3 separate regions of the Mus musculus genome follow, and regions 2 and 3 are each linked to region 1. The links are chromatin loops, found by intact Hi-C in ENCODE. Cell type or tissue: left cerebral cortex. All regions are shown on one strand. Region 1 overlaps Ankub1 (ankrin repeat and ubiquitin domain containing 1). Region 2 holds the start of Rnf13 (ring finger protein 13). Region 3 overlaps Rnf13 (ring finger protein 13).

Region 1 (8,000 bases):
TTTTCATGATATGTTGAAGAATCCCTTAAATTTGAATGTGTGTGTGGGGGGGGGGGGTGAGAGTGGAGGGTATTTGAGAGAGAGGATTTCAGATGTAAAGTCTAGAGCCCAGAAATCATAGGTAGATCTCCTGGCTACCCACAGAACATAAGGCTCAAAGAGAAGGATGGGGTTAGGGAGGTGGCTTTGGCCTGCTTCTCACCATTCCCAAGGCATAACCAGCATTCCCTAGGTAGCCAGCCAGCCCACTTGCTTTAACTAGAGGAATCCTGGCCAGAATTCTGCTCATTGGAGAACCTCTCCACTCTCTACTCAATAAACCACCCTTGCTGCTATCTATAGGGGACTCTGAATCCTTCTCCAAAAGCAGTGGGAAATAACATTTTGGAAATGCAATCACATCCAGATTTGAGTTTCTCATGAGTCAGCACACATAGTACCTCATACGGAAACGCACAAAGTTGCCCCTGCACACTGGCATTTGCAGCAAAGTGGAAGAGATGAACTGTGGTCATATCCTCAGTTATAATCCAACAAACCAAGTTGGTGTGAGCTAATGAGATCACAGGGAGACATTCAGGAGATTGTGGTCTGGGGTGCATGGGATGAAGAGCTATGGATGGTCAGAGAGGAGGGATAGGAGGGATTCTGGGCTTCACAGGACTGTGAGCATACACTAATCCTAAGGAGAGGCTGAAAATAAAAGACTAAACTGAGAGGATTCCCCTGACCACACAGCGAAGCACAGTCCTACGAGCTAACCATGACGGTACACGCCTATAATCCTAGCACTTACAAGACACAGACAAGAGAATCGCCACGAATATAATGTCACTCTCATCTGTGTGGCAAGTTCCAAGCTAAACAGGGTTATATGGGGAAAGATTGACTGTCCCCACCTCCAAAAGAAAAAAAAAAACTAGATGAGGAGCTGAGGAGATGGCTCAATTGACAAAGAGCTTGTCACACACACAGGAGGACCCAGGTTTGATTCCCCACTACCCACATGAAATCCAGGCGCAATGAATGATGCATGCCAAGAGCCCCAGATCTAGAGAACACAGACAGAAGGCTCTATGGAGCCTGCTGGCCAGCTTGTGTGGTCAGATTGCTAAGGTTTTGATCAAGGAAGAGATCTTGTCTTATAAAATAAGGTAAAAAGTAGATTAAGAAAAATTCTCAACAATGATCTCTAGCCTCTATACACATGCACACCCACACTGTTCAATGGATTTTGACTTGGAATTGAGGACCTAAGCATCCTTCAGCATTTGTAGTGCGTGGTTATGTGAAGCGACACTCTTAGCAGTGACAGTTATAAAGTTAAAATATCAGTCAACTCCAAAAGATATTGCAGATGATTTACATCTGCATCAAATATTCATCCAAGACAAGTTTATCTGTCAGGGAGTGGTGGCAGCGGCAGTGCACGCCTTTAATCCCAGCACTTGGGAGACAGAGGCAAGCAGATCTCTGAGTTCCAAGCCAGCCTGGTCTACAGAGTAAATTTCAGGACAGCCAGTGCTACAAAGAGAAATCCTGTCTTTTTTTAAAAAACAAAACAATCTTATTTTTGTTTATGTTTTTTGTGTATGTGTTTCAGGGTGTGTATATGTCCACAGAAGCCAGAGAGGGTATCAATTCCCTTGGAACTTGAGTTACAGATGATTGTGAGCCACCATGTGGGTGAAGGGAACCAGATTCAGGTTTCTAGGAGGAACAGTAAGAGCTTTGAACCACTGAACCCCAAGATTTAAATTTGATTTAAATCTTTATGTCAAAGTAAATAAAATTTTCGATCTTAATGTCAGAATCTTTCATGTCAGGGAGTAGCTTGCAGGAGTCAGTGCTTTCCTTCCGTCACACAGATCCTGGGATCAAACTCAGGCAAGCCTGCTCGGCATCAAGCACCTTTGCTTGCTGAGCCACCTCACTGGCTCCTTGAACAGATTCTTTATGGTTGATTATAAATGTAAATGTCTGGGGTGTATACTTATTTGCTGTGCCTATTCCCCCCCCCCAAAAAAACTGCATACAATTTGTTGGGCAACAAGGACTTGCTCACGAAAAGAGTTCAAGAAGTCCAGAATTCTTGAACATCTTTATGGATATGGGCATAAAAAAAATGAGAAGAATGAGAAACTACTCCTAAGTGTGGGATATTTTCTCATGAAAATCCCTGGCATTTAGACATTAAATGCACTCACTGAGAAGATAGAGAACCCAGAGTACATGAATGTTAATGGACTTTCCCCACCCAATAAAGGCCGACACAGATATATCTTCCCTGCTTCCTGATAAAAAGTTTCATCTTACTGTGCATCTTGCTATGTTTGGAGAAAGGTAACATTAAATTTTAATGTATTGCTGAGCCACAGAGAGAGAGACTGGACCATAAACTGTCTTTCTTGATCCACAGGCACAACACTTCGTCTGGATGTCTGGGATGGATGGAAGGAATTTCTCATGGGATGTCTTCTTGGGCAAAAACCTAAAGTCCAACACTACTTATCAAAAGAAGGACCAGTCCTCAAGTATGGAAGCTAAATCAGACATTAGATGGATTTAAGTCACTTAGTTCTAAGCCTCCATGAACCTGAATTCTCTGTAGAGACATAGTCCTGATGCAAACCAATTTCACCTCACACAATTCGATAAGATATTATTATTATTACTATTATTTTAGATATTTGATGATTCAATAGCAAGAGAGTCACTAGGACTGGTAATGGGTTGCAATTCAGGCAGATATTTCTCTGGAACACTAATTAAATCTGTGACAAATTTGGTTTGCATATCACTTGGTTGGTTGGTTGGTTGGTTGGTTGGTTGGTTGGTTGGTTGGTTTTTCAAGATAGGGTTTCTCTGTGTAGCCCTGGCTATCCTAGAACTTGCTCTGTAGATCTGGCTGGCCTCCAACTCAGAGATCTGCCTGCCTTTGTCTTCTGGGTGCTGGGATCAAAGGCATGCGCCACCATCACCTAGCACATATCATACTTATAATAACACTTTAAATATTCTTATCTTCAGAATAAATATTCTGCCATACATGTTTAATTATTTTATTAAGTAACAGTATTTAAAAAAAAAATCTGCCAAGTGATAGGCTGAAAACAGTGGCCACTTCTTCCCAAGCCCACATATATTAGCTAAATTTAATTGTTAAAACAATGTAACTCCAAATACAACTGTTGAATTTGCATTGAGTTACAACTGTAATTGCTTTTTAATTGAAAAAAGAAAAAGCCGGGGTTTAACAGCAGACATTTGTTACAAAACCGTAAGCTGCTATTTGATTTTAAATGATTGGTTGTATTCGAGCTTTGAAATGACAGTGAGTCTAGCTTCTCCTTTAGAGGCCTTATTAAGAGCTGGCTTGGCTGCCTGTCTTTACCTCCACCCAGATCCTTTGCACACAGTGGCCATAGTTACACCCCAAACAGGATACCAAACTGCCTTCTCTCTGTGTTTCTCTGGCATGAATCTCATTCTGTTTGAATGTGTTTGCTACGATCCAAATAAAAAGCTCTCCTCTCGATGGAGCAATAGTTCGCTCTTTTTTTTTTTTTTTTTTGCCTTATGTGAAGGATAATGTGTGTCTAGGGCTGTGGAACTGTGGAACGTGGCTGGCTTGGAGAAGCCGCGCAGCATTTATTTTATTGCATTAACAACCAGAAGCTACACAAGTCTCAGTTGAATTGTTTGTGATACGGTGTTTTAGAACAGCGCCCTCTTGTGGGCAATTTAACCACGCTTTTCTAAAGGGTAGGAGCCAGCAGTAGCTCCGAAGGCTTCATAGAGTGAACACAGGAGGCAGAGTTCTTACAACCATGAAATATACAAAAATTCCCATCAGTTTCTGTTTAGGGATAGTTGTAATACTGTTTCATATTCTAAATCCGAACAAATAGTTGTATTACTTTTAATACAACTGTGTTATTGAGTGCATTGCTCAAGATCAAACACTGTACTGTGTCTATTTATAAAAACAGTAATTCCATAGGGTGGGAACTCTTTACTTTGTTTTACAGGTAAGGAAACCGAGATTTCAAAGATGGGTATGGTAAGGCTGAAATGCTTTTTATTCCTCTCTACCTAATCAGCACATCTTTATTGAGCACTTATTATGTACCTTACGGTGAAGTCCTAAGAATTCAGCAGTAAGAAACGATGGTTGTTGTAGTCTATAAGCTTACAGCATAGAAGCTTCCTAGAGATGAACTAAGTCAATCGTTGTAAGCATGCTTGGCCCACAGTAAGCAGGCTATAACATCAAGGTTCATTGCTATTATTATTCAGTATGAGAGGGGCTATGACTGGGCACGCTGCAGATGGCACGTCATGGGAACAGTATGACGAGTGTCTGAGACCGGTAAAGAAGAGTCGAGAACTACAGGTTTGCATTCCGATAGGCGGTAAGGAAAAAGAAAGAAAGAAAGAAAGAAAGAAAGAAAGAAAGAAAGAAAGAAAGAAAGAAAGAAAGAAAGAAAGAAATCAGCATGTTAGAGTAGGTATTCCAGAACTATATGCAAAGACCTGGGAGCGAGATAGCTTTAAGGAACTGGGTGACCCGTGAGGAAAGCAGGCAGTCGGTAGGCAGAGGCTGGAAGTCCGAGAGAGACCTCCTCATGGAGAAGTATGAAGGAATTTTGTTTTACCTACCAAGCTTTGAGAAGACATTGGGAGTGGGAAGGAGCAAGACTGATCTTTAAAAACTAGCTCACACTGGGTGCAAGAGCCCCTACCTACAATCCCAGCACTCAAGAAGGTAGAGGCAGGAACGGGGTCCGAGGCCAGACTTAGCTACATAGTGAGTTCAAAACTAGTGTGGGCTATAGGAGAGCTTGTCTCAAAAAAAAAAAAAAAAAAAAAAAAAAAAAAAAAAAAGGAACTGATTGTGTGTGTGTGTGTGTTGTACATGTGTGTGTTGGATGTGTATGAATCTGTGTGCTCATGCATGGAAATTCCAGAAAGGTGTCAAGTGTCTCCCGAGACAGGGTCTCTCTCTCTGGCCCTCCAGCCAGGCCAGGGGGCAGCAAGTCCCAGCAATTCTGCCTCTGCCCTCACAGCGCCGGATTACAGGTTCACCTGAAGCGCTTTACCCGCTGTACCAATATCCCAGACCTTCTAAACCCTGCTTACGGTTAGCATAAGGAATGAGCATTGGTTTTGTCATTTCCTCGACTTACTAACCCTTTGTACCAAACTTGTTCCACTCGTTCAGGTACCAGAAAAGGGTAGCCCTGTACATCGCTGCTTTTCACGGACACACTGAGCTCACTGAATGGGCTCTGAAGCAGGGGGTGCAGCCCCATGAGGCAGTTGGGGTTCACCCTTATCGAGCATGGTGCCACGAAGCCCTTCACACAGATGTCTCTAACTGCCCGATTCACGCAGCCGCAGAAGCTGGCCAGCTGTTAATTCTGAAGGCCTTTGTCAACTGCAGTGTCCTGTGCCTGGAATGCAAGAACGCGGCAGGACAATCCCCCCTGGCCATCGCATCGAAACACCAACATAAAGACTGTGTGTTGTATTTACTGAGTAAAATGTGGTCCACGGTGTCTTTTCTAAAACTTTCAGTCCCGATGTGGATTTATATTAAAATAAAACAATGGATTCTCCGAGCTCAGAGTCATAGGTGCCATAAAAGCCAGCTTGGCAGAGGGAGGGTCTCTGGGGCAAAAGTCGGAGACACCGTGATGGTTGATGGTTTCACCAAGCCCAAGATGACCTCCAAGAGTTGGTACAAGACTGAAGACAAGAGCTGGCAAACTGCCCAGAGTAAACTACCACCCTGCAAGCAACAGTCAAGCAGGAAACCTGTCTATTCTTTACCAGTGTCACAGCGAGACACCAGAAAACAAATCTTCACATTCCCGTCCTTAGTAGACGTGAAGAGCTTTTCAGAAGTGCGAAGTCATCAACAAGACAACCAGAAAAAAATGTCTGCCCCAGCTAGAAAAGAAAAGCACATCAAAAACCCCTATCTCCCCCAGGTCCCCCTCCCTCCCGTTTCAAGAGTGGATTATGCACACCCTCTCTTCTACTGCCCTCCGCCCAGGGCGGACTGTTTGCTAAGGTCGCTCTTCACATCGTTCTCAGAGCACAGTGGGAGGACTCCACGCGAGAATGCCATTTACTGCTTAGCTGTGGCAAGGTAAATGGTAATGCTTTCTCTTCAAAAATACAAGGGCAAATCCTAAATGAGGCAGGTCTAGGACAGAGGAGTGTTCATGAAACCCTACTATGGTATACTGAGTAATACAAATTGCTTTAAAATGTCAATTCTTAATTAGTACCAAGGACTGTGTCTCACTGAGCCTAGGTCTCTCTTGCCTGTAGTCACTTGGGAGTCAGAGTCGGGGGTGGGGGTGGGGGTGGGGATGGGGGCGGGGGCTTGTTTCAAGCCTGGGATTCATAGTAAGACTCTGTCTCAGAAAACAAAATAACAACAGAAGGATCTCACCTCATACTAGATCTAAAGAAAACCTCTGCTGGTGCTATTACCCAGGCCATGTGTCTATATTCATTCTGAAAGTTCTCAGGAGGGGAGACAGGACAAGGAAACTTGAAATATGGGAGGGTGTCATCAAAACTGCCCCCAAAGACAGAACAGTCATCAAAGTAGAAGTGGGGGGAGAAAAAGAACAAATTAATAACAAATTGAACAATAAAAGCTTACGGAGGTTTACAAGACAAGATGTACAGGAGAGAGGACGTCTGTCCTCGGTAGAATGGCAGAATTGGAATTTAAGGTGATGGACTGTCACAGCTGGGGACACACAAGGGTAAAGGGGAGGCTTCCTGGAACAGTCACTACTATAACTGAAAAACAAAACTTTCTCATCAAATCATTTGTGTTCTATCTTACATGTGAGGCATAGCTGGTTACCTATGTTAGAGAGTTACAGATGTATGATTGGCCTTTTCCCTTGCTCAGGATCAGGAGAAAGAATTTTAAAACCAGGATTTCCTTTCTGGACTGGTTTTGTTTTGTTTTCCCTCCTAAGTTGCTGCCACCTAGTGGCGAGAGTAGTTTACGCTGTAAAATTCAAAATTAAGAGATCCAACTTTATGTGTCCCGCATGGTGGCACACGCCTTTAATCCCAGCACTTGGGAGGTAGAGGCAGGCGGATTTCTGAGTTCAGGGCCAGCCTGGTCTACAAAGTGAGTTCCGGGAAAGCCAGGGCTACACAGAGAAACCTTGTCTCAAAAAAACAAAACAAAAACAAACAAACAAAAAAGAATTTAAAAATCCAACATATCTCAGGGTTATGGATCATGCCTATGATCCTAGCCTCTTTTTTAACTTATTCACTTTCTATTTTCTGTCTGTATTTACTAAACTATGTTCTAATGAAGAGATAATAGTTCAGTGGAAAGATACTATGCTGATTAATCTAGTTAACATCATGGTAGATTCTGTTTCCTCTTCCGTAAAATAGGTTTAAACAAACAGTAAATCCTCCCAGAGACACCCTCAGTCTTACTAAAGGTGTATCCTGTTCTTTAGTTTCTCTATCTGGCTGTTTGCTCAACATATCATCTATGAAACTAATTATTTTATGTATATTGGTTTTTCTTATTTCTATGTATTCCAACTTTATGTAATATCCTACATCCTAATATATTTATCCATTTTATTGGGGGGGAAGAATCTGGGTTGTCTTTAATTTAGAGGCTGTTTTGAATTAAAATATATAATTTTTTATATTATTTTTTTATTCCCCTCTCATTATATCCTGACCACAGCTTCCCTCCCATTAGCCTTTCCTCCAACCCTCATCACCAATCACCTCCTCTCTTTCCCGGTTCACCTCCTCTTCCTCCCTTCAGAGAAGAGCAGGCCTCCCAGGTACATCAACCAAACACAGCATAACAAGCTCCAATAAGACCAGTCACAGACCATCACATTAAGCCTGGGCAAGGCAAACCAGTAGAGGAAAACGGTCACACAAATAGGCAAAAGAGTCAGGAACAGCCCCTGCTTCCAGCATTA
Region 2 (8,000 bases), 69 kb before region 1:
GTGTATACACATACAAAAAAATAAATTTTGGGCTGGTGAGATGGCTCAGTGGGTAAGAGCACCCGACTGCTCTTCCGAAGGTCCAAAGTTCAAATCCCAGCAACCACATGGTGGCTCACAACCATCTGTAACGAGATCTGACGCCCTCTTCTGGTGTGTCTGAAGACAGCTACAGTGTACTTACATGTAATAAATAAATAAATCTTTAAAAAAATAAAAATAAAAAAAAAAATAAAAAAAAAAAAATAAAAAAAAAAGTGAACCTTCAAAAAAAAAAAAATAAATTTTAAGTCATAACTGTACTATTACCTGCCATATTAATGAATTTGAGAATTGAATGTGATCATACAAAGTAATCAGAAACCTATTTGACCCATAGATAATAAAATTAGCCATTATGTTTTGTTATTTGTATACTATGACATATAAATTTTGACAAAAGCAATCACATACTTTCATTCTTCTCTAATCAATTTTTGTGCAGTGCAACATCTTCATAAAAACCTTAGTTCTCTGTTTTATTTGTTCAATAATTATCTACAGAATATATGATTTTAGAACCATTATTCACCAACGTGTTTTATTAAAGTGAATTCATATGTCTATTAACCCTGTTTCTTCTGAGAAACCTAGCAGTGGTTTCTAACTGCCTTCCCTTTTTGATGCCACAGGAAACCACAGTATGCAGCACGAAGATACACTAATAACAAGTCAAACAATGGAAATCACTACTTTGGCTTACTCATTTTTTTAAATATTTTTTATTACATATTTTCCTCAATTACATTTCCAATGCTATCCCAAAAGTCCCCTATACCCTCCCCCAACTTCCCTACCCACCCATTCCCATTTTTTTGGCCCTGGCGTTCCCCTGTACTGGGGCATATACAGTTTGCGTGTCCAATGGGCCTCTCTTTCCAGTGATGGCCGACTAGGCCATCTTTTGATACATATGCAGCTAGAGTTAAGAGCTCCGGGGTACTGGTTAGTTCATAATGTTGTTCCACCTATAGGGTTGCAGATCCCTTTAGCTCCTTGGGTACTTTCTCTAGCTCCTCCTTTGGGAGCCCTGTGATCCATCCAATAGCTGACTGTGAGCATCCACAAGTCAAACAGTGGAAATCACTACTTTGGCTTACTCATTTTGCTTTCAGCTATACATTATTAGTTCCTAACTTCAAAATGTCCAAAGTCATGTTTTATTTTAAAAGCCATGTTTTATTTTAAAAGCCAACTACTTTTAGTTAATACTAACATGACATAAGTATGTCATATGATTTTATCAAGCCAGTTAATACACAGTCTTAATAAAAACTACAAAACATAAAGTATCTTGCTCAACTCTATAAACCTACCCCAAGAGGCAAACACCTACTCTACCCTCACTTTGCTGAACTTAGTGCCCAAAAGCTGATATAAACTCTGTTAGCCTCAGATGCAGAAACATCAAAGGAAGTAAGCTGCAAGCTAGCAAGAAGCTAGGCTCCTCTAAAATCCTTACAGAAATAACAAGGATAAATGAGTAGTTAGCCCCAAACCTTCCCATATTCCATTTCCCTAAGCACGGACTTTATTCACATTACTTCCACTGCACATCGAGACACCATTTTGACTTCAGGTAAGGCAGAGGAAAACATACACATATGACTAAGACAACTAACTTTCCCTATACAAAGACTATAGTCTATATAATCAATTCAAGGAAGCATAACTATGATACAGACATATTTTATTTCATTTAATCTTCACAACTTCACCCTTTTTTCATTTTTTTTAACTTTCTCACTTATTGTGTGTGTATGACTTGGGAGGTAAGACATATACCACAAGGTTCATGTGGAGAGCCGAGGACAGCTTTGTGGAGTCAGTTCTCCCCTTCTTCCTCTATGTGGGTTCTGGAAATCTAATCCAGACCATTAGAACTGCAGGGCCAGCTCTACTACTCACCAAACATCTCACTAGCCCTTTCCATATTTACTGATGTCACCCAACACTGGAGGGTAAGTCTAGTCTGATTCCCAAATTTGAAACTCTTTGGAAACAGTTTTTTGTTTTGCTTTGCTTTGCTTTTTGCCTGATTCTACAATATTACACTTTATATCTTCCTCTTGACCCGCATAAAAACAAAAACAAAAACAAAAAAAAAACTATACCTGAAATTAACTCTATGGCCATAGATTATAAAAAGAAGAAAAAAGTCTATTAATGAATCCCTGTGGCCCTCCACACTCAACTCCTATTTAAAGACCACAGTCCTCTGAAATGAATTCTTTTTGACCCATTAAAAACTGTCTTTAAACAAGGCTTGATGGCTAGTAATTCCAGTACTGAGTAAGCTGAGGCAAAAGAATGGAAGTCTGAGATCAGACTGGGCTACATGTAAGGACCATGTCTCAAATAAATAAACAATGACCCTGTGGCCAATTAAACTCTCAAAAGTTCTTCCCTAAATCTTTAAATAGCCTGTCTCTACTGGCTCTTGGGAGGCACGGCCACTTTACTGTATTGTATCAGAAAGTGCAGCTGTCTTCTGGGCACTGCTGAAAGGAACGCAGTTTCCACTGGAACTGCTGCATCACTGGTAGAAAACAGTATAATCCAGGCAGGTTTGGGGCAGACATCAGCCTATAGCAGCTGCCCACGGTGCTGAAATTGAAGATTAAAATGGGAGTTATGGAAATTAACTACTGCCAGATTAGAAGAAAATAGGGCAATTGACCATAAGCAAGCAGAGAACATGCAGCAAAGTTGTTTCCCTCTCAGGGGCAGATCAATTCAATAAGCGTCCTTGCAAAAAAGTTCGGACTTCCAACATTGGGTAGGAAAAAAAAAAAAAAAGGCAGTATGTGGCCCTAGCAAGGTCACGTCCAAGCCTGTGAGCTGAGCTTTTACGGAAGGAAAGGGGAGTGGGTGAGAAAAGGAAGGAAGCAAGCGATGAGATTTTCTTCTTCTTCTTTTTAAAGACAAAACAGCCCGAGAGTATTTTCGCCGAGGACTTAAGAGGCAAGTCCTGGACTAGAGAAGTCTTCCAAGTATCTTTCCAGGCCACGGGGACCTCTGGAAGGGGCCGTGGGAAGCAAAATCCATAGCCCGACAACTTCAGATCTACCAGCCCGCAGGATGGGATGCTAAGGACTCCTCTCCCGCACGGGCCTGTGCTGTCACTGCACGTAGCAGAGGAGCCCGACCGTCCCCACCTCGGGCTACCGCACCCAGGCCGGAGTGGGTGTGTTCTCCCGGCCAGGCCCGACAACCCCCGCCTACCGCTGCGGAGCCACGCTGGTTCTTACCTGAAGTCCGCCCCCGGAACCTAGGCTCACGGCCACCCAAGAGAAGTCGCTACCCGGACTTCATGACTGAGTATCCGCACTGAGCCCCTACCCAAGCAAGTCGGAGAAGGGACCACAACAGCGGGCAAGCGGAAGTCCCGCCTCCCATGCCTCATTGGCCCATACTCGGAGGTAAAGAAATATTATTGGGCTGTGATGTTGCCCGTCACGGCCCCGCCCCTCTCGCGGAGTCGCGCAGCCTGCCTCTGCTGGGTTGGGAGAATTGCCCAGTTTTTGAGTGTCGTTCTGAACCGCGTGATACATCATCCCTATTAGGAACGGGGAAGATGAGGGAGGGACGGCTTTTGGAAGCCCTGGGTGCGGTGGAGAAGCCACCCTGGACTGCCCCAGCCTGATCCGCAGATGATTGGCTTGCAGAGTGAGGCCCTAGCGAAGGCTGTGTGTCTGAGTGGCCCGCAGCGATCCGAGGCCGAAGAGCCGCGAAGTGTCTTGCACCCTCCCGGGAGAGGGCCGATGAGGGCGGGGAACTCCGGGTGACGCCTTGCGCTGGAATCCAGGTCGGGTTAGAACTAACCGCCCGAGGTTTATGCAAGAACCACGAGGCCTGGCAGGGAGCCGGGCTGATCAGCTCACTGCTTGACTAGCCAAAGTCCAACCACGCGATTCAGTCCTCAAAACAGCCTTTCAAAAACCATGTCACCTTTTGAGGAACGAAAATCTCATCCCTTGAGTTCTCATACTTTTTCACCCCCTAGTCTGAAAAAGCAGAGTTCTTGGATTGAAATGACCTATTGGGCCATCAACATTAACAGCTCCTAAACTACTGCCTTTTGTTTTTAATGCGGTTTGATGCAAAGATTCTGACATGCCCTAATCGAACTGGCCCTAATAAAGCATCTTTGAGGCCCATACTGGCATCAAATATTTAATTAACATGTTTGGATTTTGGTTGTGGGGGGAGTTATTACAGGAATGTAAGTTGTTTATAGCCTCGTTTGCTTCAGGAGCCCTAAGTAGGTGGGGAACAAGAATAGAAAGATTTCCTATTCTTTTTTCTTGTGCCTTTTAAACTAGAATCTACTCTAAATACCACTCAAGCAATTTAAGAAAACAAATGTAAGGGATTGAAGATTGAGTTCACAGTCAGCACCCAGAGCACTTGCCTAGCAAGCACTAGACTCTGGGTTACAGAAAAGGGAGGGAACAAAAAAGAATCAGATTAGAATAATAAGGACCATCAAAAACATTTTCAGCTGCATAGCCCATAATTGTATAGTTAATGTATTTTTCATGTATTGGGAAGAAGACATTCACAACTATATAACTGTGCTTTGACAAAGTCATGAAGGTCGAGATTGGGAATATTGTTATGAAGGCTAGAGTACTATACAGAGAGGTGCTATATCTTTTGATGCATCTTTAATTAAATTCTCTCAAAATGGTTTTCTATATTAAATTAGATTTCTTCCATAATATAAAAGTTTTTTTAAGGACAAAAAATAAAGCCAGTTGCTAATTCCTTAAATAGAAACTCTTAAGAAGAGAACATTTTGCTTCTGTATTCAGTCTGCTCTGTAATCCATGGTAAATATATAGTTCTCTCAGAAATAAGCAAGGTAATGTATTTGTGTTGCACTTGGGCAGACTAATGGTGATATATATATATATATATATATATATATATATATATCCCTTGTATTGAATGAAGGCAAATTAGAAGATAGAGTGGAAAATAATATTTTCAATTGTCTTTTTTTCGAGAGCATGAAAATTTTAATAGAGTATATGATGATAAGAAAAAAAAAACACCAATTATTCCCTCCTAAAATCCAATCATCTGGATGTGATGGAATAGGCCTAAAATTCCAGCACTCAGGAGGATCTAAAGTTACAGGGCCTCTTTAGCTTTGTAGCCACTTCAAAGCCAGCCTAGGAAACATAAGACTGTCTTATTTACTATGACTGTGTGTTATAACCAAGGCAACTTATAAAAGCAAATGTTTAGTTGGGCCTTTGGTTTCAAGGGTTTATTAGCCAGGGTTCTCTAAAGTGACAGAACTTATAGAATGAACATATATGAATATATCAATATATGTGGGATTTATTAGAATGATGTAAAGGCTGCTGTCTAGCTAATCCAATAATGGCTGCCTATGAATAGAAAGTCCAAGAATCCAGTAGGCTCAACTGTACACACTGGGATCCCTAAGTAGGCTCTAACGCCAGTGTAGGAATGGACTCACTAGCAAGGTGAGAGCAAGCAAGCAAAGGGCAAAAGCTTCCTTCTCCCCTGTCCTTCCATAGGCTTCCAGCAGAAGGTGTAGCCCAGGTAAGAGGAGGGTCTTCCCACCTCAAAAGATCTGTTTTAAAGATGTATCTTCCCAACTAAAAGATCTTGATTAAAGGCTTGTCTTCCTACCTCAAAGTTCTGGATTAGAAATGTATCTTGGTACTTAAAATTAAGCAAAAGTTCTTCACAAGTGTGCCCTCCATTTTGGGGTTTTAGTTAACTCCTTATGTGGTCAAGATGAGAACCAAATATAGCCATCAAATAACCCTCTTATTTTCATTCATATGTATATAGATAGATATAGGTATAGGTATAGGTATAGGTATAGGTATAGGTATAGATATAGATATAGATATAGATATAGATATAGATATAGATATAGATATAGATATAGATATAGATATAGATATAGATATAGATATATAGAGATGCCAAAGACCAGCCTGGCATGGAGAGGAATTCTGAGAGAAGGGTGCCTGGGAGCAATGTAAAGAATCCAAGCTGGCTGGCTTTCCAGATTTCTCTCTCTCTCTATCTCTCTCTGTCTCTCTCTCTGTCTCTCTCTCTGTCTCTGTCTCTCTCTCTCTGTGTCTCTCTGTATGTGTGTGTGTGTGTGTGTGTGTGTGTGTGTGTGTGTGTGTGTGTATGTGTGTGTGTCTGGACAGCTTTTTCTTGCGTTCCTAAAAACTCTCTGGTTGAGACAGCTCTCTCTGCTTGTAAAAATTCTAAATGCTATCTGGTTAGCTCATGGGTTTTCTAACCAAATGCAGAAAAGCTGCTATAAAAATTATTGGATCTTCCGACCGAGTCAGGAATCCTGTTAAGAAAAATTTCTGAAGAGCTCTGTTGCTCTCCAGAGATCTCCAGACTGCTCGGCTCTCCATAGAGAAAAAAATTCTAAAGAACTTCTATCACTTTTTGCTAATTCATCTCATGCAAACCAAAAGCCCAGTTTTCTAATTTACATATCAAGTCAGTTATTTATCCCAGGATTCCTTTTGATTATCTTATGAATTGCCATCTGTGGCCCCAGCCCTTCGATTCTTAAGGGGCATCAAGCATACATCATACGTTTTTTTCCCTTAACATTGCAAAAGAATTCAGGGATCTGTCTGCCTTTGTTAAACACAGAAGATAAACTAGTTGGGTGGGACCCTGCCCTGAAATTACCCTTTCTACCAAAAGTGGACCTAAGCATTCTCTGTTCTAGGCTGACCTTGAACTCTGCCTGCCTTTGTATCCTGACAAGCTGGCTCAGGGTGTTCCTTTGTTCCTTTAGATTCATGAAGCCCCTCATAATTTGTATTATGAATTATGTGAATACTTTGGATAGTTGAGAAATTATATATTTTGAGCTCAATCTAGACATCTGCTCCATAACCTTAAGGGCTGGCCTGAAGCTTTCATGGAGTCATTAATGTCAACAGTGAGGACATTTCTCAGAGGAATGTGAAATATGTACATTATTATACAAACAAGACTTAAGCCCACAGCAGCCATCAACACTTGTGGAGGCTCACATGGCAAGGTGAGGGGTGGGGCTGTCCCAGGGCAGGAACCATGTCACTCTGTCCCCGCCAAGGTTCAGCATCTCCCCTTTCTGTTTTAATTTAAAGGTGAGAACATCTATGGTAAGTGCGATTACTAATCGGTTAATTGCCATCTGGGGCCACAGTTGGCAATTCAGTCTTGCTTGATGCAGACTGGAAGGAAAAACAAAACCAGGCAAAATAAACCTACTGTAATTCTTCCATTTATCAGCACAGTCATCTAGGAAGAGGAAGAAGTGAACTCATGCACAACAGAGGCAAAGGCTGGAGACACTTCCTCAATAGAAGTGGATCCCACGTTAGAAGTATTAATATCTATGATCTTATGATGTAGGGAATCCATACCCAAGGCCAAAATAGAATTGCTCCAAAGCCCCTTGTGATGGTTTGTATATCCTTGGACCAGGGAGTGGCACCATCTGAAGGTGTGGCCTTGTTGGAATAGATGTGACCTGGTTGGAAAGGGTGTGTCACTGTGGGTGTGGGTATAAGATCCTCACCCTAGTTGCCTGGAAGTCAGTTTTCCTCTAGCAGCCTTTAGATGAAGACATAGAACTCTCAGCTCCTCCTGTGCCATGCCTGCCTGGATACTGCCATGCTCTCACCTTGATAATAATGGACTGAACCTCTGAACCTGTAAGCCAGCCCCAATTAAATGTTGTTTTTTATAAGATTTGCCTTGGTCATGGTGTCTGTTCATAGCAGTAAAACCCTAACTAAGAAACCCCTTTAAATGAGACCGAATTTTAGACCAGCTATGTTCAGAAGTATTATATTTCAAGGGGGTTACACAAACCCAATGGACCAATGAATGGCATTGCACTGAGAGCCTGATCTTAATATTTTGAATTTTATTTCCCATAAATAGGG
Region 3 (8,000 bases), 150 kb before region 1:
AAGAGAATTTGTATGTATTTTTTCACTGGGAATATATAGATCCCAAAGCAGTGTGAGTCTGGTTTATTATGGATGCAGAACTTAAGTCCACTTCTTGGAAGGACAAATCACATAAACATCTAACAACAATGCAAGGCACAGATGGCCAAGGATAAAGAGAACTCACTCCACATATGACAGAAATTCTCTTAAAATACTCATTCAGTATATGAACCACAGAAACCACTGTATTACTATGCTGAAAATAATTTCTTAAAAAACATAATTAGTAAGAAGTTGAGGCTTCCAAGGAAAAATGGAGGATGGTAATCTGCCTGCACATGACTGGTCAAGGAGACATCAGGAGAAGACAGAGTAAACTGACTACAGAGGCAGAAAGCAGAAGTCAGCCTCAGAAACTTGGAATGGCAGTGAGGGAACCAGCAAGACAATGGAAGGAAGAGATGGGTGAGACTGAGAAAAGGTAAGCTGCACCAAACAACTGTAGCTGTGGCCTTCGGTGTGTGTGTGTGTGTGTGTGTGTGTGTGTGTGTGTGTGTGTGTGTGTGTGTGTGTGAGAGAGAGAGAGAGAGAGAGAGAGAGAGAGAGAGAGAGAGAGAGAGAGAGAGAGAGAGAGAGGACAGGGCTAATAACTAAGCTGAGTGACTCTGGGGAGAGGAGACTTGTCCTAAATCCCCAGGGCTACGGCCCTCGCCACCTCCAATGCAATCTCTGCCTTAGGTAAAAATGATACCTCTGGCAACCAGTGAGGTAATCGAGAGGAACCCCATTTTATCACCCTATGAGTAGGGGGTGAGTTCTTGACAATGAATCTGTATTTAAAACTGAGCTAGACTGGGAGGCTTGAGAACAGACAACAAGCCAGGCAGCTGTCATTTCACAAGGTTCAGCCCTGGGACACTTAAAAAGCAGGAGGGACAGTTGCTGACAAGCTGACACTGTAGGCTACAGGAGGGTTGGCTCAGGGGGTTCAGTGAATGAGCCCACCTTTGGTGGCTGGAGCAGGTTTCTCAATGGAAATAGGCACACAGTCTGATAGCTCTTGAGTGTGGGCTCCAGCTCTGCACTCACCTATCTGGTAGCCAATGCCACAGAACCCAAGAACTCGGAAGTAGAGCCCCCAGCATGGGGAGTAGTACATACATCGTGAACATACGAATGCAGGTTCTTCCTCTGCACACATCTCAAAGCTATGGCTGCTGCTTATGCATCTGACACATTTGAGATGCCCCCTGCTAGAGCATTAGCCACCCCCTTGAATATAACCTTAGGAGTCTCAAAGAGTGAGAAAACTTGCCAAGCTCACAGACTGCTAAGCTAACTATGACCAGCAGAGGTCTATGGTACACAAAGAAAGTTACTGGAGATACTTTTGCCCACAGACTAGGAGAGAGGAGAAGAATCAAGATACTGCAGGGAAAGAGATGGAACAGACTCAGAGCGGCAGAGAAGTCTTCCAGAATGTAGGTGGAAGGGGAAAGTGGCCCACGGAAGGGCAGCCCGAAAGCGTCTTCCCAGCAAGACCAATGGGCTTCACATACGGTAACCAGCAACTAAGCTGAGGAAGATTTAGAAGTGCTGAGTTAGGATTAAAAGTATGGGCATGTTAGCCATGGGAGGATTAGAAGAGCCTAGCTATTGAGCCAGTAAGGCAGGTTAAAAATGAACTAGTGCCTCTCGGGCCAGGCGGACAGTGTGAGACTATGCCGGGGCCTAGCAAACACAGAAGTGGATGATCACAGTCAGCTATTGGATGGATCACATGGCCCCCAATGCAGGAGCTAAAGATATTACCCAAGGAGCTAAAGGGAACTGCAACCCTATAGGTGGAACAACAATATGAACTAACCAGTACCCTGGAGCTCTTGTCTCTAGCTGCATATGCATCAAAAGATGGCCTAGTTGGCCATCACTGCAAAGAGAGGCCTATTGGACTTGCCAACTTTAGATGCCCCAGTACAGGGGAACCCCAGGGCCAAAAAGGGGGAGTGGGTGGGTAGGGGATGGGGGGGGTGGGTATGGGGGACCTTTGGGATAGCATTGAAAATGTAAATGAGGAAAATACCTAATAAAAAAATAAAAATAAAAATTTAAAAAAACATATCATTCATTGTACCAAAAGTAAATCTCAACAAGTTTCAAACTTAAAAAAAAAATGAACTAGTGTGCTGGGAGTGGTGGCACACGCCTTTAATCCCAGCACTTGGGAGGCAGAGGCAGGTGAATTTCTAAATTCGAGGCCAGCCTGGTCTACAGAGTGGGTTCTAGGACAGCCAGGGCTATACAGAGAAACCCTGTCTTAAAAAACCATTAAAAAAAGAAAGAAAGAAAGAAAGAAAGAACGTGTGTGTGTGTGTGTGTGTGTGTTTCATCCACGAATCCTAGAGAACCTGGGCAGGTGGCTGATAGCACGGCCCACCCAGGAACATTAAAGTTGGATAGTAGAAGTACATGCTACAAATGGCACCTAACAACAAACACAACATGCATATATAACTAGGAAGGAGTCCAGTATTCCATTCCCCACTGGCCCGCTATGCTCCCTATTTTTATTTGCTCTCTCTCTCTCTCTCTCTCTCTCTCACTCTCTCTCTCTCTCTCTCTCTCTCTCTCTCTCTCTCTCTCTGTGTGTGTGTGTGTGTGTGTGTGTGTGTGTGTGTGTGTGTGTGTGTATACACATGTGAGTCGAGGTACATGTGTATGAATGTATGTGGAAGCCGGAGAAAACAATATCAACCTTATTGTTTGGGGCCTTTGTTTCTTGTGGTCGTTTGGTTCTTAGTTTGGTTTGGGTTTTTTGTTTGTTTGTTTGTTTGTTTGTTTGTTTGAGTCCAGAGTCTCACAGTGAAACTGGAGCTCATGCACACGGCCAGATGGGTCACAGAGATGACGTCATCTTCATCTACCCCAGTGCAGGGAGCTTCGGCTGCCTATGCTGGAGACGAAGCCTGGTCATTGTGCTTGTCCGTATGCACTATGCCGACCACGCCATTGCTCTAGCCTGCTTTTATTTTTACTTTTTTCCCTTTCCACATCAGTTTTAGCAGCAAATTTTGATTTTTTAAAATAATATTCCCATTCATACATTCTCCTAGTTGCATGCCTTTTCACTGTTAGATGTTTTTCTTTTCTGTCTTGCCTTTCCCACCATGATTCCCCCTCTACCCCCCCCCCCCCGTGCTATAATTTTAATACCATTTTACCTTTTTTTTTAACTCACATGTATCTGTTATGTTTTGTTTAGTGTGTGCTTTTTTTTTTCCACACTCATGCTACAGTGCTCACGTGGAAGCCACACATGCAAGAGTTGGTTCTCCTCTCACCATGTGGGTTCCAGGGATCAAGCTCAGATTGCCAGGGGTTGTAACAACCCTTACTCCCTGCACCGTCATGCCCACCCAAGCGTTTATATTCGATTTCTTTTATCTAACTTTGGTTTCCAACTCTGTCTTGATTGTGTAATCTACGATCTTGAGTTGTATGTGATGTCATGCTTTTTTCAACTCCCTTGTATTATGTTATTTTCCAATTGTTTTTTCCTTTTTTAAAAAATTAGATAATTCATTTACATTTCAAATGCTATCCCCTTTCCTAGTTTCCTCTCCGAAAGTCCCCTATACCTTCCTCCTGCCCTGCTCCCCAACCTACCCACTCCTGCTTCCTGGCCCTGGCATTCCCCTCTACTGAGGCATATAATCTTTGCAAGACCAAGGGCCTCTCCTCCCATTGATGGCTGACTAGGCCATCCTCTGCTACATATGCAGCTAGAAACATGAGCTCTGGGGATACTGGTTAGTTCATATTGTTCCTCCTATAGGGTTGCAGACCCCTTCAGGTCCTTGGGTACTTTCTCTAGCTCCTTCATTGGGGGCCCTGTGTTTCAGCCAATAGATGAGGGGCACTGGCATAGCCTCATAAGAGATAGCTATATCAGGGTCCTGTCAGCAAAAATCTTGCTGGCATATGCAATAGTGTCTGGATTTGGTGGTTGTTTATGGGATGGACCCCTGGGTAGGAAAGTGTCTGGATGGTCCTTCCTTCCATCTCAGCTCTGAACTTTGTCTCTGTAACTCCTTTCATGGGTATTTTGTTCACCATTCTAAGGAGGAACGAAGTTCGACAAGACAGGTAGATCAATGGAATAGAATTGAAGACCCAGAAATGAACCCACACACCTATGGTCACTTGATCTTTGGCAATTGAGCTAAAACCATCTAAAGAGACAGCACTTTCAACAAATGCTGCTGCCTCAACTGGCAGTTATCATGTAGAAGAATGCAAATTGATCCATTCTTATCTCCTTGTACAAAGCTCAAGTCTAAGTGGATCAAGGAACTCCACATAAAACCAGAGACACTGAAACTTATAGAGGAGAAAGTGGGGAAAAGCCTTGAAGATATGGGCAGAGGGGAAAAATTCCTGAACAGAACACCAATGGCTTGTGCTGTAAGATCGAGAATCAACAAATGGGACATCATAAAATTGCAAAGCTTCCGTAAGGCAAAAGACACTGTCAATAAGACAAAAAGGCCACCAACAGATTGGGAAAGGATCTTTACCAATCCTAAATCTGACAGGGGACTAATTTCCAATATATACAAAGAACTCAAGAAGCTGGACTCCAGAAAACCAAATAACCCTATTGAAAAATGGAGTACAGAGCTAAACAAAGAATTCTCAACTGAGGAATACCGAATGAGAAGTACCTGAAAAAATGTTCAACATCCTTAATCATCAGGGAAATGCAAATCAAAACAACCCTTAGATTCCACCTCACACCAGTCAGAATGGCTAAGATCAAAAATTCAGGTGACAGCAGATGCTGGCAAGGATGTGGAGAAAGTGGAACACTCCTCCGTTGCTGGTGGGATTGCAAGCTGGTACAACCACTCTAGAAATCAGTTTGGCAGTTCCTCAGAAAAAAAATTTTTTTAATCTTGTTTCTCCTTCATTTTTCCTTTTCTCTGTTTTCTTCATTTCATTTACTTATTATTTTTATAATTATCTAAAACAATTCTTCACAACATATTCAGAATTAGTCTTCCCATTACTATTTTATGATCATAGGTGATTAAGTGGGCTGAGGTCTAATCTATTTTAGTATATTTCTAGATCCTATAAGGTTTGATGCTGTTTGTTTTCTATGCTGACTAGTAATGGGGATGTTGCATTCAAGTAAAATATAGCTAAATAAAACTAGATATCTAAACATACAAATTATAAAATATGCATAAAGAATATTGAGGCATCATGAGTCCATTAAAATATCCTAATTTTTCAGCCCCTGAATTAAATGCTTAAAGAAAATTCTAAAAGTTTAGTAGTATAATTGTTTAGTAACCTTAAATACAATATAAACATGCAGATTAATCATTTCAGAAACTGGAGGGGAAAATCAGCAAGAGAAGAAAAATCAGAAAGTTAAAAATATGGATAAAAAATCATAATGCTATAAACAGGGTCAGAAATCTACATTTAAGAAGCTAAATAGAAATATTTGAAATTTTCAAGAAAGAAAAAGAACACACAGTGGAAAGCACCAATAGTATACTTGAGCAGCCAGAAGAGAGAATGTAAGCCACAAAGACACAGATGAGCAAATGGTACACTGAAATATTGTAAGGATAGATAGCTGGGCATGGCCATATCCCAGACTGCTGGGATACACTCAACAACCAGCCTGAGTGCACAGGATAGGAGCGGAAGTAAAAACTAAAGGCTCAGGGGATGCATGTGTGTGCACACCACACAAAAATATTAACATGCAGCACTTAAAGTACTCTATAGACTCAATGCAATCTTACCAAAATTCTAAGACCATTCTTATTCACAGAAAAAGAAAACATAGACTTAGATTTACATATGGAAACACAAAATGAAAGCCAAAGAAATCCTGAGCAAAATAAATGATGCTGGAGACATTTTACTTCCATCATACCTGATTTGAAGCTATACTACAAAGCTACTGCAGTAAACACAACATGATACCAGTGGAAAACCAGACAAATAGCTGAGTGGAGCAGAGGACCCAAATATACACCCACACAACTCTACCACATGAGTTTTGACAAATGTTTTTAAAACAACACTAGAGAAAAGATGCCTCTTTAACAAATGGTGCAACATATATAGGCTATCCACATACAGGAGACTGAAGTCGGATCTCCTATTTCATTCTGCATAAAAATCAGCTTTAAGTGGACCAAATGTAAAACTTGAAACTCTGAAGAAAAGGTTGGGCTAGGTAGATAGCTTAATTCTCAACCTTCCTAGTGCTGCAACTTATTAACACAGTTTCTCATGTTTTAGTGACCTGCAACCATAGAATTATTTCATTGCTACTGTTATGAATCATTATATACATATCTGATATGCAACCCCCAAAAGAGTTGTAATCCACGGGTTGAGAGCTGCTGGCTTAGTCAATAAAGTACAAGCACAAACCCCTGAGTGTGAGCCCCAAAGCCCACATAAACTAACCTGGTTGTGATGGCACACACTCATAATCTCAGTTCTGGGGAGCCAGGGTCAATAGAGTCGTGGGGCTCACATGGCCTACCAGGTGAATTCTAAGCTAGTAAAATCCTCCCCCAAGTTCACCCCCCAAAACAACAACAACAAAAGAAAAATAAGCAAAAAGAAAAAAAAACCTCAAAAAACAAAACAAAACAACAAAAACCTAAAAGCTTTTCTTCTGATGATCCCAGGGTCATCATGGGCCACAGGGGTGGCCCTGATGCACATCTTTGACTTGGGATGGAGGAAGGCAAAAGTTGATGACTTCCCACTTTGTGGCCACATCATGTCAAATGAATATGAACAGCTCTCTTCTGAAGCACCAGATGTCGCTGGCATCAGTAGCAACAAATACATGGGAAAGAATGTGGCAAGGATGGCTTTCATATCCAAGTGAGGCTCATCCTTGCCATGTCATCCAAACCAACAGGATGTTGTCCAGTGCTGGATCTGACAGGGTCCAGACAGGTATGTGTGGCACCTTCAGGAAGCCACAGGTCACAGTGACCAGGATCACAGTGGCTACCATCACTTGGACCAAGCTGCAGAATAAGGAACATGTGATTGAGGCTCAAGTTCCCTGGTTATCAGAAGATCCACATCTCAAAGAAGTAAGGCTTCCACAGGTTTAATACCAGTGGCTCATTCCTGATGACTGTGGGGTCAAATATATCCCCAACCATGGTCCCCTGAACAAGTGGAGAGCCCTGCATTCCTCAGGGCTTCCACGGTGCTCTCTTATAAACTACCAAATCATGTTCAGTCAAAAAAAAAAAAAAGAAGAAAAAAAAAGAAAAGAAAAAATAGACATCCAAGACTGTCCTCTAGCCTCCACATGCATGCACACAGTTACACACATACACAATACACACATGGGGGGAAGGAGGCAAAACACTTCAAGATTCCAGCTAAGGCAAAGAATTTCTCAATGGTACTTAAGCCACTCAAGAAATAAAGCCAACAATTGACAGAATCCCATGAAATCAAAAGGCTGTATACAGTAAACAGCTACTTCTGTGGGGAAAAAAAATAGCCTAGCCTACACAATGATTGAAACATCTTCCCTAGCTGTACATATGACAGAGAATTTATACCTAGATTATTAAAAGTTCAAAAACTATACAAGAAATCAAACAACCCAATCAATAAATAGGTTAAAAAAATGAAAAGACAGTTCTCAAGGCAGTAAATACAAATGGCTAATACCATTTTAAAATGTTCAACTTCACAAACCATCAGAGAAATTCAAGTCAAAACTATATTGGGACTCCATCTTACCACAATCATAATGTCAGTCATTAAAAAAACCAATAATCACAAACACTGGCAGGTCTTACACACTGCTAGTGGGAATGTAAACTATCTAGCCATTATGGAAATTAATATGGAGGTTTCCAGGAGAGCCTAACACTTATCTTCCACACGATCCATCTATAGTCGTCCTGAGAACTTACTCAAGACTTTAAGTTGACATGTCATACATG

The links. Hi-C counts contacts between places; a loop is a spot of excess contacts. Peaks named below come from ENCODE experiments on the same cell type or tissue, not always from the same donor. Only the 100,000 strongest peaks of a DNase experiment are listed, where the experiment ranks them.
Region 2: a loop joins it to region 1, with 4 times the contacts of the local background. A loop is called at or near these places in 20 of 42 quality-filtered maps.
Region 3: a loop joins it to region 1, with 14 times the contacts of the local background. A loop is called at or near these places in 30 of 42 quality-filtered maps.

What each region holds. Positions count from the first base shown.
Region 1 is chr3:57,662,958-57,670,957 of GRCm38, reverse strand. Ankub1 (ankrin repeat and ubiquitin domain containing 1) reads left to right here. Exons shown (of 4, transcript NM_001033349.2): 4 at 2,420-3,536. The coding sequence ends at 2,547. Among named protein-coding and RNA genes, the nearest start is that of Commd2, 15 kb to the right of the region's middle. In left cerebral cortex, CTCF peaks have their summits at 3,737 (motif pointing left) and 7,009 (motif pointing left); DNase peaks (open chromatin) are centred at 3,460, 3,727, 5,371 and 7,028; H3K4me3 peaks cover 418 bases; H3K27ac peaks cover 669 bases.
Region 2 is chr3:57,731,491-57,739,490 of GRCm38, reverse strand. Rnf13 (ring finger protein 13) reads right to left here and starts at 3,434. Exons shown (of 10, transcript NM_001113413.3): 1 at 3,291-3,434. In left cerebral cortex, no CTCF peak of the experiment used is centred here; DNase peaks (open chromatin) are centred at 3,496 and 4,230; H3K4me3 peaks cover 2,612 bases; H3K27ac peaks cover 2,247 bases.
Region 3 is chr3:57,808,994-57,816,993 of GRCm38, reverse strand. The region is part of intron 7 of Rnf13 (ring finger protein 13); the gene reads right to left. It also overlaps the pseudogene Gm17951. Among named protein-coding and RNA genes, the nearest start is that of Pfn2, 35 kb to the left of the region's middle. In left cerebral cortex, a CTCF peak has its summit at 1,317 (motif pointing right); a DNase peak (open chromatin) is centred at 1,394.